Linked DNA regions of Homo sapiens: region 1 is linked to region 2. The links are chromatin loops, found by intact Hi-C in ENCODE. Cell type or tissue: natural killer cell. All regions are shown on one strand.

The links. Hi-C counts contacts between places; a loop is a spot of excess contacts. Peaks named below come from ENCODE experiments on the same cell type or tissue, not always from the same donor. Only the 100,000 strongest peaks of a DNase experiment are listed, where the experiment ranks them.
Region 1: a loop joins it to region 2, with 6 times the contacts of the local background. A loop is called at or near these places in 2 of 110 quality-filtered maps.

Annotation. Positions count from the first base shown.
Region 1 is chr6:157,546,477-157,554,476 of GRCh38, reverse strand. All of the region lies in intron 2 of ZDHHC14 (zDHHC palmitoyltransferase 14), which reads right to left. Among named protein-coding and RNA genes, the nearest start is that of MIR3692, 21 kb to the right of the region's middle. RefSeq lists an enhancer at 1,434-2,256 and a silencer at 4,114-4,314. In natural killer cell, no CTCF peak of the experiment used is centred here; a DNase peak (open chromatin) is centred at 4,116; H3K27ac peaks cover 2,298 bases.
Region 2 is chr6:157,231,145-157,239,144 of GRCh38, reverse strand. No RefSeq gene overlaps it. Among named protein-coding and RNA genes, the nearest start is that of TMEM242, 88 kb to the left of the region's middle. RefSeq lists an enhancer at 7,488-7,988. In natural killer cell, a CTCF peak has its summit at 3,460; DNase peaks (open chromatin) are centred at 604, 2,804 and 3,424; H3K4me3 peaks cover 657 bases; H3K27ac peaks cover 846 bases; H3K27me3 peaks cover 2,859 bases.

The sequences.
Region 1 (8,000 bases), 320 kb before region 2:
CATCAAAATAATATTTGGGATATTCTGGCTTAAGTAAAATATACTATTAAAATTAATTTACTTTTAAAAATATGCTTTTTTACTTTTTAAATGTCACTGCTAGAACTCGTGCCGTCTCGCCTACGGCCTGCCTTACATTCCTAGTGGAGCTGCCACTCATCGTCCACCAAGGGTGTTATATTTGGGTTTGGTGAAGGCAGCAGAAGATTTTAGCCCACTTCTATTCTGCTAATTTCTACTGAATGTAAAGAACCACTCCCTCATTCACTCCAGGACACTTAGACTTCGAGTTTCCATCCTTAAAGGAAAATGAAGAGATTTTTAAAAAGTGGACGCTCCAAATTGTGGTGGTATGTAACATGGCATTCACCCACTTGGACTTGTGTTTTCTCCTAGAAAGCTTTATCTACAGTTTCTGAATAAATGGTGTTCGCTTCTGTCTATCTATGTCAGCCAAGTTTTTTCTCTAAAAGCCTTGGAAGGTAAATTTGGACAGATGAAAATTATGGGGAATTTCTTCCTTACCAAACATGGTGGCAGGAAGAGCCCTCATGGGACAACTCCACTCATCCCGGTGGCACCTCCGTCTGCTTTCCCTGTCCTCTCTCTAAGTACCCGCTAGGCTCTGAGTGCTGCCCATGTCAGACTTTCAACTACATGGTAGCCATCAATCAACTCATGTTTGTAGGCAATGATTCTTAATCTCAGAACTTATCTACCAGAAACACAAAATAAACAGTTAATGTATCTCCCATCCTTACATGTAAGTTTTCCAGGGCACAGAGGGAAGGGAGATACAGCTCCCCCAGAGCAGGCTGTATTTCCCCCCAGCCCTCTCCCACCCCCCAGCATACGAGTCTAAAGTAAAGAAGTGAGAAAGGTCACCGGGAAGGCAAAGGGTGAGTTGGTTTGATCATGACAGGGGTTCGGAGGGTGATTATTATGGCAGAGTCTCAGTAATATCACAGATGTGCATGTGGACCCCAAAGAGGACACCTCAGCAAAGTCCTATTTTCACAGAGTGTGTGAACATGTGGATGACCTGAAGGCATCCGTGATAAGGAAGATCCCATCCTTGCCAAACTCTAGTCAGGCATCTCTGAGTGCTCTTCCCAGCGAGGCCCTGATTTGGGGGCTTCTATGTCTGTTTCTGCAATGCTCAATTTTAGCAAAAGTCCTGCTGAGTCGAGTTAGCCAGAACCCTCACCCTCAATATCTGATCCCCTTTGCTACTCAATGGGGCTCCTCATCCCCCACCATCCCCCAGGGAATCTCTGACCACCCTGGCCTGCCTTCGCCTGGAATCTGGTTAGGTTGGTTTAGCCAGAAGCCCCCTCAGCCCTGAGGCTTCCTTTTAGTAGTCTTCCATCCACTGCTCCCAACTCTGCTCCTTGGCTGTAAATTCCCACTGTTCCTTGCTGTATTTGGAGCGGAGCCCAATGCCTCTTCCCTACTGCAAACCCCACTGCACTGGTCCCTATGACCCTGCATGGTCTCCCTGAATACAGTCTGCCTTCATGTTTTAACAAATGTCCTGAATAATTTTAACAATGAGGTGTGAGAGGTAATCAGGGACAGTCTGAGTGTGTAGTTTGGCAGATGGCTCTAGGTTAGATCAGATTCCCAGTCACAACTCCAGCCACCAAAAACTTGCAGATGTGTATTATAAGGCAGGGTGTAGAAGGCTCCTGGGGCCGCTAGGAAACAAGCTGTCCCTGAGAGGCTCTGCAGGGAAGGCCTGGCTTCTGAGGCAGCAGCCTCTGCTCTCTAAGTCCCCTCCTGGGCTCAGCATGGCTGGGACTCTTTTCCATGCCGTTGCACCTGCTCAGTCTTCCCAGGTCAGTCTCCTCCCAAACAGGTCCCGCCACACCTCCTTGCCTTGGTCCATTTCCTCCGTCCTCATTGAGTCCTTTGCTTCCTTTTGTTCCTGAGCTGCCTTTCATGTTACCTCCACACTTGGAATAAAAATGCCTCCCACTTCCCAAGCACAAAGAGCTGCCCACTCCCCTGATTAACATCCTCCAGGGGGGTTTTTCTCCTGAAAAGCCCATCTGGCCTCCCCTCCTCCTCACGCCCAGCACATCCACTGCAGAGGGCTGTTCCAGAGATTATTGTGCCCAATGTGCCGCCTGCCCTGCCCTGCCGACTCTGCATGAAGGGTTTCATCTCTGGCTTCCTTCTAAAACCCAACTGACTGACTGACTCACTCCCTCACTCACTCAAAAGAGCTACCGTTCCATCATCTTGCTTTATCCTCCCAAATACGCCAGTTACACTACTAATGATAGTAATATTCCAGTGAGTCATTGAAATATCTTATTTTGCAGTACCTACAGTTTGCTTGTTGAATTTACATGGGTGTGCACGGAGCTTTGCATTTTAAAATTAACAGAAGACGTCATTTCTTCTGTTTAAGCAGTGGAACCGTCGAAATAATCCTCTAAAGTATTTAGGTTCCCAGATTTTCACAACCAAGCAAAGGAGAAAGAGGGATTTATTTCTAGAATCATGGAATGATAACGCTGGAATGGCTCTTTGCACTCAGTGGGTCTATTTTACAGACACTGAAACTAAGGCCCCAAGAAGTCAACACACTTCTCAAAGTCATAGACTAAGTTCATATGGCTATTTTAAATATGTAATAATAAGGAATAAGACGCTATTTATCTCACAGGCACTGCAGGGAGGGAGGTGATTAAACAGAACGCTCAAAGTAGAGGAACTTGTAGCTAGCAAAACTCCTGAAAATACGACAGTCCTGGGAGTTGCAGTGGAGAGGAAGCAGAGGCTATGCTGTAGAGGAAGGTCACAGGAGGGACGTGGAAAGGCCCCAGGGCTGTGCTTCTCACATTCAGGTGACTCACCTGTGGTCTTGTTGCAATGCAGATTCTGATTTACCAGGTGAGTCAGGGCCCAAGAGTCTGCATTTCTAATAACTCCCAGGCGATGCTGACATTACTCTTCCATGGGCCTCAGTTTGAGTAGCAAAGATTTAGATATTCTGTTTCAGGAGCCAGGAAGTTAAAGGAGGGCTATATATACCTGGACTTGGAACCAGACCCCATGCCAGGGTCCCAGGCCTGTCACTGATTGGCTCTGTTGTCAGTGGGTGGAGTTACACCTGTCTCTGAGCCTCAGTTTACTCATCTGTAAACCAAAGGAGTTGTCCAGGGTGACCTCCATGACTGCTGAGGTCCCTTTAAGCTGGAATGTCCCATGACTCAGAGCCCTGCAGTGGCCAGCACCCCAGGAGGAAGGGAGGGGACACGGAAAGCTGTTGTGAGAGATGGACAGACCCACAAGTCATCACCTCTCTTGATGCCCTTGGCTGGGTAGGGGTGGGCCTGGAATTTTCACTAACATGCTCCAGACCACTCTCTCCATGCTTTGACTGTATTCTTGAACCATGCATGTGGTCCCAAGTTTTCCATCCTCTTCATGCCACTTGGTCCTTTACTCCCCACTACACCACAACCTCTGTGTTCCTTGCCCTCAGGATGACCTTCTCCTCACCCTGGTTATGCCATCATCCTTCCCCTTCCATGGCCCTGTATATAAGAACTGATTATAATCACAGTATATTCTGTGTTTTAGCAGAGCATGTCAACATTGCTGTACGCCATCATCGTGCCAGCTCAACACAAACTCTAAAGAAAGTGACATTGGTGCAGTAAGAGAAAGATAGACTTCCCCTTACCTGAAAGGAAGTGGTATCCTGGCTTTAGGGAGGAGTTCATCAATTCTACAGAGGAGATTTCACATCTTTACACAGGTACACAAACTACACAAAGAGGGACATTCAGGAGGGGAAACACTGTGGTCGCTAGAATCCCTATGTGACACCATGGTCTCTCTAGAGTGTCTGTGTGACACCATGTTCTCTCTAGAGTGTCTGTGTGACACCGTGTTCTCTCTAGAGTGTCTGTGTGACACTGTGGTCTCTCTGGAGTGCCTGTGTGACGCTGTGGTCTCTCTAGAGTGCCTGTGTGACGCTGTGGTCTCTCTAGAGTGCCTGTGTGATGCCGTGGTCTCTCTAGAGCGTGTGTGTGACACTGTGGTCTCTCTAGAATGCCTGTGTGACACTGCAGTCTCTCTAGAATGTCTGTGTGACACTGTGGTCTCTCTAGAATGCCTGTGTGACGCTGTGGTCTCTCTAGAATGCCTGTGTGACACTGTGGTCTCTCTAGCGTGTCTTGTGATGCTGTGGTCTCTCTAGAGTGTCTGTGTGATGCTGCGGTCGCTAGCTAGAATGACTATGTGATGCTGTGGTCTCTCTAGAATGCCTATGTGAACTTAGGAATTCACACTCCTAGGCTCAGTGCAGGCTGAGCACCAAAGTGTGATCTCATCAAGTGAAATAACCCCCTTCTCTCAATTTCTCTTCCTGTAAGGAGGAAAATGCCACTTTCCACCCACAAAGCTCTCTAGAGGACCAAGAAGACAATTCTGTGAAGGACGTCCACCAGGAGACAGGAGCTACAAGACAGCTTTCTGGAGCTGTCCTCCTAAGTCCCCATGCCAATCAGTGTATAGTAATGTCGCCAACTTCAAAATCACGGAAATATGTTTGCATCAGACAATGGCTTCAATTCCAACACATGGTACATTCCCACAAGTTTGGATTTCCATAGGAAGAATAAATAACACTGGCTTCCTTGAATGTCCTGGATGAAAACCACACATCCTTCCAAATCCTGTGGAAAAACATCTCTGGCTCCCTCCTTCCCTTAGAATCAGACCCTTCAAAATCTTGTGGTATTTCCCCAAATACCATAATTTTGAGTTGTGACATCTGGTTTCCAGTTCTCCCAGGCTGGGGTTTCTTGTTAAAGGGACATCGGAATCTCGACATCCCGAGCTGCCACCCTGACCTTGTGCAGGAGTCTCACTGCCCCACTTCCTGGCATCCATGCACTCTAGATGGTTCTGGCACTTCCCCCAGACAAGGAAGCTACATTTTTTTCTAGGATGTACCTTTTTAGAAGCCTTTGTCTCTTCCAGAAGGTATGTCCGGCACGATGGGACTCCCCCACTCTCCCTTGCCTCAAACATCACGGAACATCTAGACATCAGTGAGCGTCCCACTAGAAAAAGGCCCCTGAATCTTCAAGAAGCTCCAAGAGGGGAGTTAGATTGTCTGGAAATTCCCCGAAGTTCTTCCTGCTACACCCACTGGAGCCCAGGATTTGAGAACCAAGCCCGCCGGCCGCGGCATACTAGGCTCGGCTTTCTGTTTCGAAGCTCGAGGCTGTACCGGGGAGAGAGGATGTGGTCCATGGGAAGGGGAAGTGCCACTGCTCCAGGGAGCCAAGCATGGCTTCCTCAGGGCCTGGCTCCTCAGGCAGCAGGAGGTGGGCAGCACTGTGCAGCGGGTAAGAGCACACGCTGTGATATCAGATAGGCAGGTGTTGGACTCCCAGCTCTGGCCAAGTGACCTCTGGCAAACCCCTTTCCTCCCAAGCACTGGCATCCTCACAGGTATAACAGGATACAGATGGTGGGCAAATGCCGCGGCCACATCCTACACGGGGAGAGACGCTTCATCAACAACAGCCATGAACACTGTCTGGCCTGTTCATCAGGGCCCAGCAGACCCATCACACAGACACATGGTAAAAGCACGAGGAATATTTCATTTCATGGTCACAGGTAAGTGCTTAAGCTGGTAGTGAAGGAGGAAGCCCAAAGGCTACTGAGGCGGCATCACAGTGACGGTCAAGAACAGGCCAGAGGCTGGCTGCAGTGGCTCAAGCCTGTAATCCCAGCACTTTGGGAGGCCCAGGCGGGCAGATCATCTGAGGCTGGGAGTTCGAGACCAGCCTGACCAACACAGAGAAACCCCATCTTTACTAAAAATACAAAATTAGCCGGGAATAGTGGCGCATGCCTGTAATCCCAGCTACTCGGGAGGCTGAGGCAGGAGAATTGCTTGAACCCGGGAGGCAGAGGTTGCGGTGAGCTGAGATCGCGCCATTGCACTCCAGCCTGGGCAACAGGAGCAAAATTCAGTCTCAAAACAAACAAACAAACAAACAAACAACAACAACAACAACAAAAACAAGAACAGGGCGGAAAGCAGCACGGAGGGAGGATGGGAGAGGCAGCAAGGACCCCCACACCGGCAGGTGCAATCCATTCTGCATGGACCTCCATGGCCTAGTCAGAGTGCGTGAGAGGCTGAAAGGGCCACTGCAAATAAAAACGACACAAAGCATGAATTGTGGTGATATTGGAGGTGAGTAAAAAGATGCAAATATGAATTGGGGGAAATGTTCAGAAAATCTCACCTTCTGAAAAGAAAACTGGCAAAAAGCAATCAAATTAGCCACCTTTAATGCCTGCTATGTTGACCCTGCCAGATTTTTTTTTTTTGGGGAGGGGTGTATATTCAACAGTATGGACAACTAGTATACAGTACACAAAGCGACTGCGCAGTGTATGAAGATTCAATCACAGATCAACCACAGCCAGTAGACTACTCATTAGGCAAAAATCAATGAAACCAAATCAATGAAACCATCAAATTTTAAAGCCATTTTATGGTGAATATTGACAACAGAAAATGAAATTAATACTGCCTTAAAAAAACCCAACAAAAAGACCCCCAAAATTGCATATGGTAAAAAATCAAATCACAAAAAAAATTTTTCTTAGTAGAAATAATAGTTCTATAAAAAATTCATAATGGCAGCTTTCATAATACTGATTGGTGAAAAATCTTAGTTATAAATTTTATGCAGAGAAGAAATGACTCCAATAAAAAGAATTTTAGTGAAATAACAATCTAAATGAAAACAATTGGAAATAATTTGTGCGATAGAGAAAATTATGGTCTTAAATTGACTTAGTCTTTTCCTCAGAAAGCATCTTCTCCAACAAAAATCCATTAGTGTTGTTAAAATTCCAATTAAAATGTTTCTACTCTTAAATACAGAATTAAGATATCTTTGATGCGGGAAAAGCCCAGCAAGTCAAATCAGTGGGTCAAAACTTCCTGTGGTTGTGGAAGTCTTCCCAGGGGATGCTCTGTCTAGGATGGGGTGGAACTGTGTCCCTGACAAATCCAGGCTTTCCTAGGGTCAGGAAGTTGCTGTGCTGTGCTTTCTAGAAATTTCCTCGAGAGACTCTTTCAAGGATTAATTTAGGAAATAACAAAAGATAAGCTTTACTCTTAGTAAAGTGATTGGTTCTGCGTACTACAAGAAAGTTTATTGGGTGATGACCGAAGATAGGGGAGAAGGAGGGAGAGGGAGTAGAGGAGGAAGGAGAGAAGGAACACACACACACGTGCACGTGCGTGCACACACGGGTGCATCTACTCTGCCTGGGGAAGTGGCATTCTACCTCGTCAGCAACATGTACAGAGTGGAGGTAATCGGTCTTCAGATTCTGCCACAACGCAAGTGAATTTTTAAAAGCCCACCAGCATCCTTTGATCTGGTTCCACCCTTACCAAGCAAAGTCCATCATGTATATGGTATCTGGGTTACTGTGGCTTGGAAGAGGCGCTTCCTAAATCACTAGCCTTGCTTTGGGAGCCAAAGCTCACATTTCAGCTCCTCACTCACTCTCCGCATTGACTTCCTTAGTCTCAGCATCGGGTCAGGACGGTGGAACGGGTGGGAAGAGACGAAACCTGTGGAATGTGAAATACTTTCCCCTATTTTGATCCCTGGAAAGGTCTATCCCTAATAGAAATTCAACACTTTGATCCTGTGATTTCTAGTACAGTTTTTGTCATTTTTTTCTAACCCCAAATCAGTTGCTTACGATCAGATCATCCTTGGGTGAACTGTAAAAACTGAGTTTCTGAAACTGAAGTTTCCAAGCAAGCCTCCAGTGACCCCAGCTTCCCTGGCCCCCTGCTGCTATTCTTTGATGTCTTTTTAGCTGCACCCTAAGTCATCGGGAACATTCTTTCAGAAGAGAGAAGTGTAAGGCATTTCAAGAGCCTTGAAACAGACTCTGAAGCCCAGAGCCCTCCTCCTCCCCACCTACTC
Region 2 (8,000 bases):
CAATCAAGGGCAAGGGAGAGAGACCGAGAACTCCTGGGGATGGGATGAGATGTGATTGAGGAAACTTCTCTTTCTGTGCAAAGGGCTCCTGGGAAGAGTGGGAAACAGGAAGATGTGTGACTGGACCTGGCCCCTCCACAGGGCCTGCCGATATGTCCTGCTTCTATGGAAGAACCGACCCCTAAAAGCTGCCTTTGAAACCCTTTCGTCTAGGCAAATCTCATTCCCAAGCTTATTGTTCTAAGAAATAGTTTAGAGGATCCTCTTTTCTACCATTGCTCATACATGCACAAGACTGTTCAGGACTCCCTGGCAAAGTCTGATTTGCCTGAGCACAGCAGGAGGTCTTCCCTCTGCCCATCCGCCTCATCAACAGATGAATCTCTCAGGCCTGGGAGGAGGGGCTGCTCACCACTAACAGGATGGGGTGATGAGACATGCTGTGCACAAAAACACCTGGTGCAGACAGGAGGTATAGACACCAGGAGAGTCTAGCGATAACACTGGGACCCAGTTGCTGAGAGCTTGTGGGGTGACCACCATCACCACCACAACGTCACCCTGATCCTCACCATCACCACCTCATCACCATCCTGATCATCATCACTACCACCACCCCCATCACCATCACCCTCATCCCCACCACCACCATCACTGCCACCCTCATCATCACCATCACCATAACCACTACCACCACTATCACCCCCATCCTTACCATCATCACCATCATCATCACCATCACCCTCATCCTCACCACAACCATCACCACCACCCTCATCACCACCATCACCATAACCACTATCACCCTCATCTATTATACTCTCTATCACCACCATCTCAAAGGTGCCTGTGGGGTGGGCCGTTTGCTAAGAGCTTCATATATATCTAGAACAATCCTCATAATAATCCAGTGCCATAGGGGCCACTATGATACCATTTTATAGGTGAGGGTACTGAGGATTAGAGAGGTCACCCTGATAATAAGTAGCAGAGTAGGAATTCAAGCCCATGCAGCCTGACCCTGCGTGAGTATTCACAATATAGTAAGTTCCCCTTATTGGTGGGGGATATTTTCCAAGACCCCCAGGGGATGCCTGAAGCCTTGGATAGTACCAAACCCTATATATGCTATGTTTTTTCCTATACATACATACATACCTATGATTAAGTTTAATTTATAAATTAGGCACAGGAAGAGATGACCAACAATAATAGAACATTTACAACAATATATTGTAATAAAAGTGATGTGAATGTGGTCTCCCTCTCTCTCAAAATATATTACACTGTGCTCACCAATTTTCAGACCACGGTTGACTACTGGTTATTGAAACTACGGAAAGTGAAACTGTGGATAAACCGGGACTGCTGTACCAAACTGCCCCCTCCTAGGCTCCGAGTCTCTGTTTACTGCTGTTTTCTTGAAGGTTTGACCGGTGAGATTGATCTTTAGATCAGTTGCTGCTGGTCACGGGCCAGCTGCAGGCGTTGTGAGTGGAGATGTGATTGTACCTCCATGAGCTGTTTGTATCATTCATTCCCCCATTCACCGCTGATCTGAGCGGGGAGGGTATGAAGAGAGGAGGCACGCCCTCCCTAGAGGAGTTTATCCTTTTGACCTTCAGGGGTCAGATGTGGCCACATGGCTGTCCTCACCTGAGAGGATCACACAGGGCCCAGACCAGCGCGTGCCCCGTGTGCTGTGAGAGAGCAGGGGCCAGGTGGCAGGCAGCCCTGCATCCTCACCAGCTGCCTCCCTTCCCCCACCCAGTATGGATCTGAATGTTGCGCGCGCGCGCGCGCGCACACACACACACACACACACACACAAAACCTACCTACACAAGACAAAACCCCAATTCATTTTGCCAAAGACATTTTCCCTTAGATTTAAAACCCTGTGTAATTTAAGAGATATGTAATTCATGTGTCTGCATTTAAACCATCAAAGTGCTTTTAAAAGAGCTATTTGAAATCTTTGGAGCTTTATGAACCTTTAAAGTTCTTTCTTTGAAACATGGGAATCACACACTGCCAAGGATAAAGATAGTCAAATACCAAAGGGCTAGGGGTGGGCTTGAGACTCGAAATCCGTGACATTTCACTGACAAAACTGAATTTCTCCTCTTTAACATCCACTTCCAATTAGGACGGCAGGCTGCCTGGCATTCTCCACCTCTGCGTGCCGGGGATGGCGGCGGGGCAGCACCGGGCACCCGAGCCCGTCCGCAGGGGCACTTTCCCCCTCGCACCAAAGCTCCCAGAAGTGGGCCCGAGTCTGCGACACCGGCGCCGCCACGTGCCGAGGTCGGGACTGGTTAAATGCGGGTGCCTGGGCCCCTCGCCAGGGTGGGCTGACTCCGCGGGCCTGGCGGGCCCCGGGCTGCGGGGACCACGATTCACCGCGCCCCCGACCCTGGGGATGCCCGAGCACGCAGGTGTGGGGACCCGGCCAGGGACGGCTCGGGCGCTGCCCGGCTGATGCCCGCCGTCCCCCGCTGCGTCCCTGGCCCCGGACCCCACGGAAAGAAGGTGAGGGGTGCGGGCGCCCCGGGTCCACCTCGGCGGAGCAGCTCCCACGGCCCCCGCGGGCTCCTAGCTCGGGTCGTCCCCGCCGAACCCGGGAGGCCGTCGGTGTGCGAGCCCACTTCTCCCCCGCTGCTCCCAGTGGCCTGGCAGGTGCTGTTGAAGGCGGCCAAACCTCCGCACTTCCCGGGTCAGGGCCGCTGTGGGCCCGGAAGGCTGAGTCGCGGGGCCAAGCCCCACAGCCCGCCTCGGCCCGCAGGTCACCAGGGCGCGCTAGATGCACGGTCCCCGCCGCGCTCCGCCTGGGTGGGCCGCCAGGGTGGGGGATGTCCCCTGCGGAGTCCGCGGCAGAGCTGTCGGGTCCCTGCCGCCAGCTCCGCCGGCGCCTACGGGGTCCGAGGCCGACCGACCCAGGCCTGCTGAAGGGCGCTGGGGTGGGGCCGCCACCTGAGCCGGCCGTCACCGCCCGCCCTGCCCCGCGGATGCCACTTCTTCTCCTGGCCCAGAACCGGTAGCCCCCAGGCGGAGCCGAGCGCGGCCCCCGGGGGTTCCGAGAGCTAGGCGGGTGAAGTCTGGCACCGGTCTCCTCTCCGCGCTCCGCTCCCCTCCCCTCCGCTCCTGGGCAGCGCCCCTCCTCCGTGTGCACCCCAGGAAGGCGGTGTCTTACTCCCTGTCCTGCCCTCCCCACTGCTTGGGACCAGCTGCGACTTCCTTCACCCCGCAACGCCTCCCAAGGCAGCCACCACGGAGGAGTGAAGATTGTCTGAGGAATCTGGCTCTGAGTGTCACTGCGGCCGCAAGGGAGCGGGGCAGCAGCCAGGGGCCTCGGCTCTGGGCAGAGTCCCATCTTCGGCGGGGAATTGAAGGCTGGGGTGCGCTGCTCTCTCCGCAGCTGCCGGCCCCGCACACGTCTGTGCCCCACAGCGCCCCTCCTGGGCTCCACCAAAAGCCATCAGCTCGCAAGTTCCAAGCGCTGAGGAATGCTTTTAGAAATGGTTATATTTGGTCCGGCGTGGTGGCTCATGCCTGTAATCCCAACAACACTTTGGGAGACCGAGGCGGGCGGATCACAAGGTCAGCAGATCGAGACCATCCTGGTCAACATGGTGAAACCCTGTCTCTAGTGAAAATACAAAAATTAGCTGGCCACGGTGGCGCATGCCTGTAATCCCAGCTACGCGGGAGGCTGAAGCAGGAGAATCGCTTGGACCAGGGAGTCGGAGGTTTCAGGGGGCCAAGATGGCGCCACTGCACTCCAAAGAGAGACTCCGTCTCAAAAAAAAAAAAAAAAAAAAGAAAGAAATGGTTATATTTGAACATTGGCATAAGATTTAGCGTCCTGGGGCTTGGGTTCCCTTCCAGAGTAGTAAAGCAAGCCCAGGCTGATGCCTCCAGGGAGGGTGCCTGGCCCTGCGCACTCCACCATCAGCCTGGCCTGCTTTGGTCCCCACCTAACCCCTACCTTGCCTGAGTTTGTCCATCAGGCCCAGTTCTGACCACTAACTAGCAACCCAGGGACTCCCAGGTCACCACCCCCAAGGCTGAGTTCTCACTGTGTCTTTTCTTGATGACTTTGGCTGTCCTCAATGACTGTGTCACTGGCCGGAGAAATCCACCCTGCTCAAAGAAGGAGAGCATCTCCTCCCCCACAAACTCCCTCCTTTCCAATTTCCCCACTTCCTGCATCACTACAAGTTGCAATACACCAGTAGGAACACATTTGACTTATTTTGACGTCTTTCTCTCTCTTGCTCCTCTCAACACCAAATTCAATCTGCTCCAAATCTTGGAATGTCACTCAAATCCACATGGTGTTCAATGAAGGTTAAGCGTTGAAGGCCAAGAGTGAGGTGAAGGGTGTTTCAGGCCAGGAACAGTGCATGCAAAGGCAGAGGCCAGTGAAAGCACCTAATGGTGAGAACCAGCCAGTGGTTTGGGGGTCCCTACTGGAGGGCCCCACCACCTGGCCTTTGTTTCAGCAGCTGGGTCTAGTCTTCTAATCTTCTGCCATTCAAAACCTCCTCTCTCCTTGGTTCTTAAAAATACCCAGTGGCCGGCTGGGCACGTGGCTCACGCCTGTAATCCCAGCACTTTGGGAGGCCGAGGTGGGCAAATCACCTGAGGTCAGGAGTTCGAGACCAGCCTGGACAACATGGTGAAACCCCATCTCCACTAAAAATACAAAAATTAGCCAGGCGTGGTGGTGCTCATCTGTAGTCCCAGCTACTCAGGAAGCTGAGGCAGAAGAATCGCTTGAACCTGGGAGGTGGAGGTTGCAGTGAGCTGAGATAGTGCCACTGCACTCCAGCCTGGGCGACAGAGTGAGACTCCATCTCGAAACAAAACAAAACAAAACAAAACACAACCACAACAAAACTAGTAGCCCTTGAGCCCAGTGATCTTTTCTGTCCCCATCACTTGTTGGGGTAGCAATGAGTCTTCAAAGTCCATTTCCCCAGGTGTGAGCAGGGCTTCCTGTACACACCCAAACAAACGCTAGTGTCCCCATGCAATTGTCTTGCTATTTGCAAACAAGCCTGTGTCCCTCTCAACCTCTGAAGACTGGGACTAGGTCACTGTCTTTCAGAACAAAGAGGCCCAACCAACCTTTTCCACCTTAGTCTTTTCTCAAAATCTCCAATAGGCAAGCCTCCTCCACACCCTCATCTGGACCCAATCCTGAGCCTGGACTTGTGGGAGATGTCACTCACCGGGCAGCAGCAGGTGTTACAATCCTTCTATGTTGCTGAGATGAAAGCTGGGACCAGGGCCAGGTGGAGAAGGGAAGCTCTTTGGGCCTGTTCATGGAGAACGTTAGCTTCACCAAACCATTAGCAGCCACACGGTGCAGGGAACACTGCTGATCACACACACAAGGCCTCTTGTTGGAGCCAGCCTGGGAAAAGACCTGGCTGGGTGGTGTCTGCTTACCTGGACATGTGCTCCTGGAAAGGGACTCAGCATCAGCAAATGCAGAAGGCCCCATTCTGACAACTTGAGATCCAAGAATTCCTTACTTTGTGCCTCTTCATCCGATTAAATACAAAGATTTGGGTAGCAGCCGCCAATCTTCCAATAAATCACCCAGAAATGGGGAGATTTGACCTGGGACCTTGGGTCCTCCCATCACCATGAAAACCAGTGTTCCTACTGCATGAGAATAAAGCCAGTTGCTGATCAGAACAAAGGGTTCCAGGGGAGACCCTGGTCAGCTCACTCCTGCCAGTCTGCACCTGTCCTGCCTGGCTTCGTTTCTTCTGTCCCAGCCTGTGAGGGAGAGGGCCACAGTTCTGTAAAGCTTTCTCTGGGTTCTTCCAAGGGAACCCCCTCCCCTGCCTTCAGGGTGGGAGGTACAGGAGGAGGAACAAGGGACTCGGATTGGAGCTTGCATCTATCCTTCATAGCTGTGTGATGCTGGGGAAGTCACATGCCCTCTGAGCCTCAGTTTCCCCAGTGAAGATCAGAATGATAATTGGCGTACGTCGTTGCCCGTTTAAAGGAGAGTGATTTGTGAATTACAGAGCCCTGTACAAATGTCAGTTATTGTTCTGATCCTTGACTTTCTTGCAGTCCCCAGGGGCTGGAATAGGAGCCAGTAACTTGTGGAGTAACAAGAATAATGACTAACAATTTTGCAGCTCTTACTACTCTGAGGAATGATACTTCACATGAAGTATTTAATTTCATCCTCACATCAATCCAAGAGCATAGATACTATTGGTGTTTCCATTTCCAGGTAAGTACTGAGGTTCCAGGGCTGGCCAGCCAGGAGTTCTAGGTGGACCCACAGTAAACACAAACCTCCCATCCCTGTTTGGAGAGCGTCCTCCATTCCTAGCTGCGTCCTCACATCAGCAGTCCCTGAAGGGCACCTGCCACCCTTGCATGGAGCTCAGCGTGTTCCAGAACTTCTCCAGGCCCTTATTTCACATCTTTGGCTCCTCGGGTCCATTTCCCACCAAGTGTGGAGGCCGATCTGCGTCCCTAAAGGCTAGGTTAAGGAGTTCTGCTCCAGAGCCGAGAAAAAAAGCCCGGTCCCCAATGGTTGAGGGACCTCTCTGTCAGGTGGCCTGGCCTCTGGGGTGTCTTCTGCCATCAACCAGAATTGTCACTGGGGGGGGCCACCTGCCACCCTTCAGAAGGTGGGCTCCCAGCATCCTGCCTTGGGCTGGGGCCCCTCCCTAAGTTTGTGTGCGCCCCCTCAGTGCCCTGCTTCTGCAGGACTGGGGCTGAGGGGTCATGGCCAACACTGCACCGACTCCCTGCCCTCAACTCGGCGTGGAATCAGACCGTCTTTCCACTCAGGCCACTGTCCTTCACGCCTATCCCCTGGTACCCTCCACGTATCTCCTGGCCACCATCAGAGACGTGTTCCTGGATGCCAGGTTGGGCCTTCCAGGCCCTGACCCCTCAATACACCTCTCCGTTTCAACAGAGCCTGCCCCTTCCCCAGCTCTGGCCAGGCCCTCAGAAGCTGGACTGAGGATAAGAGCCCCGCAGTCAGAGAGGACATCCTCACTCTGACTCCTACACTCTGCCTGGAAATCCTCCTCTGGCCAAAAGACAGCGCAGTTAAACCAGCTGCGAGGTCCCCCGGTGGGCCAACTTTGTTGTGTGTGCGGTATTTTTAAAGCAAAGCCTGCCTGTCACATCACACAGGCACTAAATCAGGTGCACATTATTGGAGATATCTCAGAGGAAGCATATTGGCTATGTTAATAACAACAATGCACTCATAATGTACTTTTCAATTTGAATTAATTTTTGTAGCTAATTCTAGCTACTGAATGTCTTCATTTAAAATATACACATACATGTGTTTTGTTCAGTGTTTTAATTAGGCCCAAAGGAATATACTTTCCATTTTTGGTCCACTTCATTTGTTATATTAATGAAAAGGCACTCTAAATCAAGTTTCACGTTGATGTTTCATTACGTATGCTGTTCTCACACATCTCTAAAAGAGATTTACGTTGCAGGGAGTAACCACAAATACTGGCAGTGGACATGCTGTTAATTTAAAGTGTAAAGTTTTCTTTTGAGGTGCAGCAAAAACATAAGGTCACACACTTCCCGAGCACAGCTGACTTCCCTGTAACGTGGCTGCACCTGGAATTCAAAGCAGGGGCCCTGCACTGCCCCCTCCTAAAGCGTGTGCCCACCTAGGCTCCGATAATAGAGATCAGAGCCCGACCTGAAGGACTGAGCCTGACTTCAAGGTATCCATGACTGGGAAGGAGAAGATTCAGGAGCTGGGGGGGTCTCTGGACTCTGCATCCGCTGTGTGTTGGGGGGCTTCGGTATGGGGACTGGATTGCAGCTCGTGCCACTGACACACACACATGTGAGCACACAATCACTCTCAGCAATGATGATGGCGTGCCCGGGGCCCTTGCCACATGAAAGGCCTCAAAGTTGGTGTTGGCCTTGTCCTGGGCTGCCATTGAATGTCTCCTGTGGTCCAGGCAAGGCGT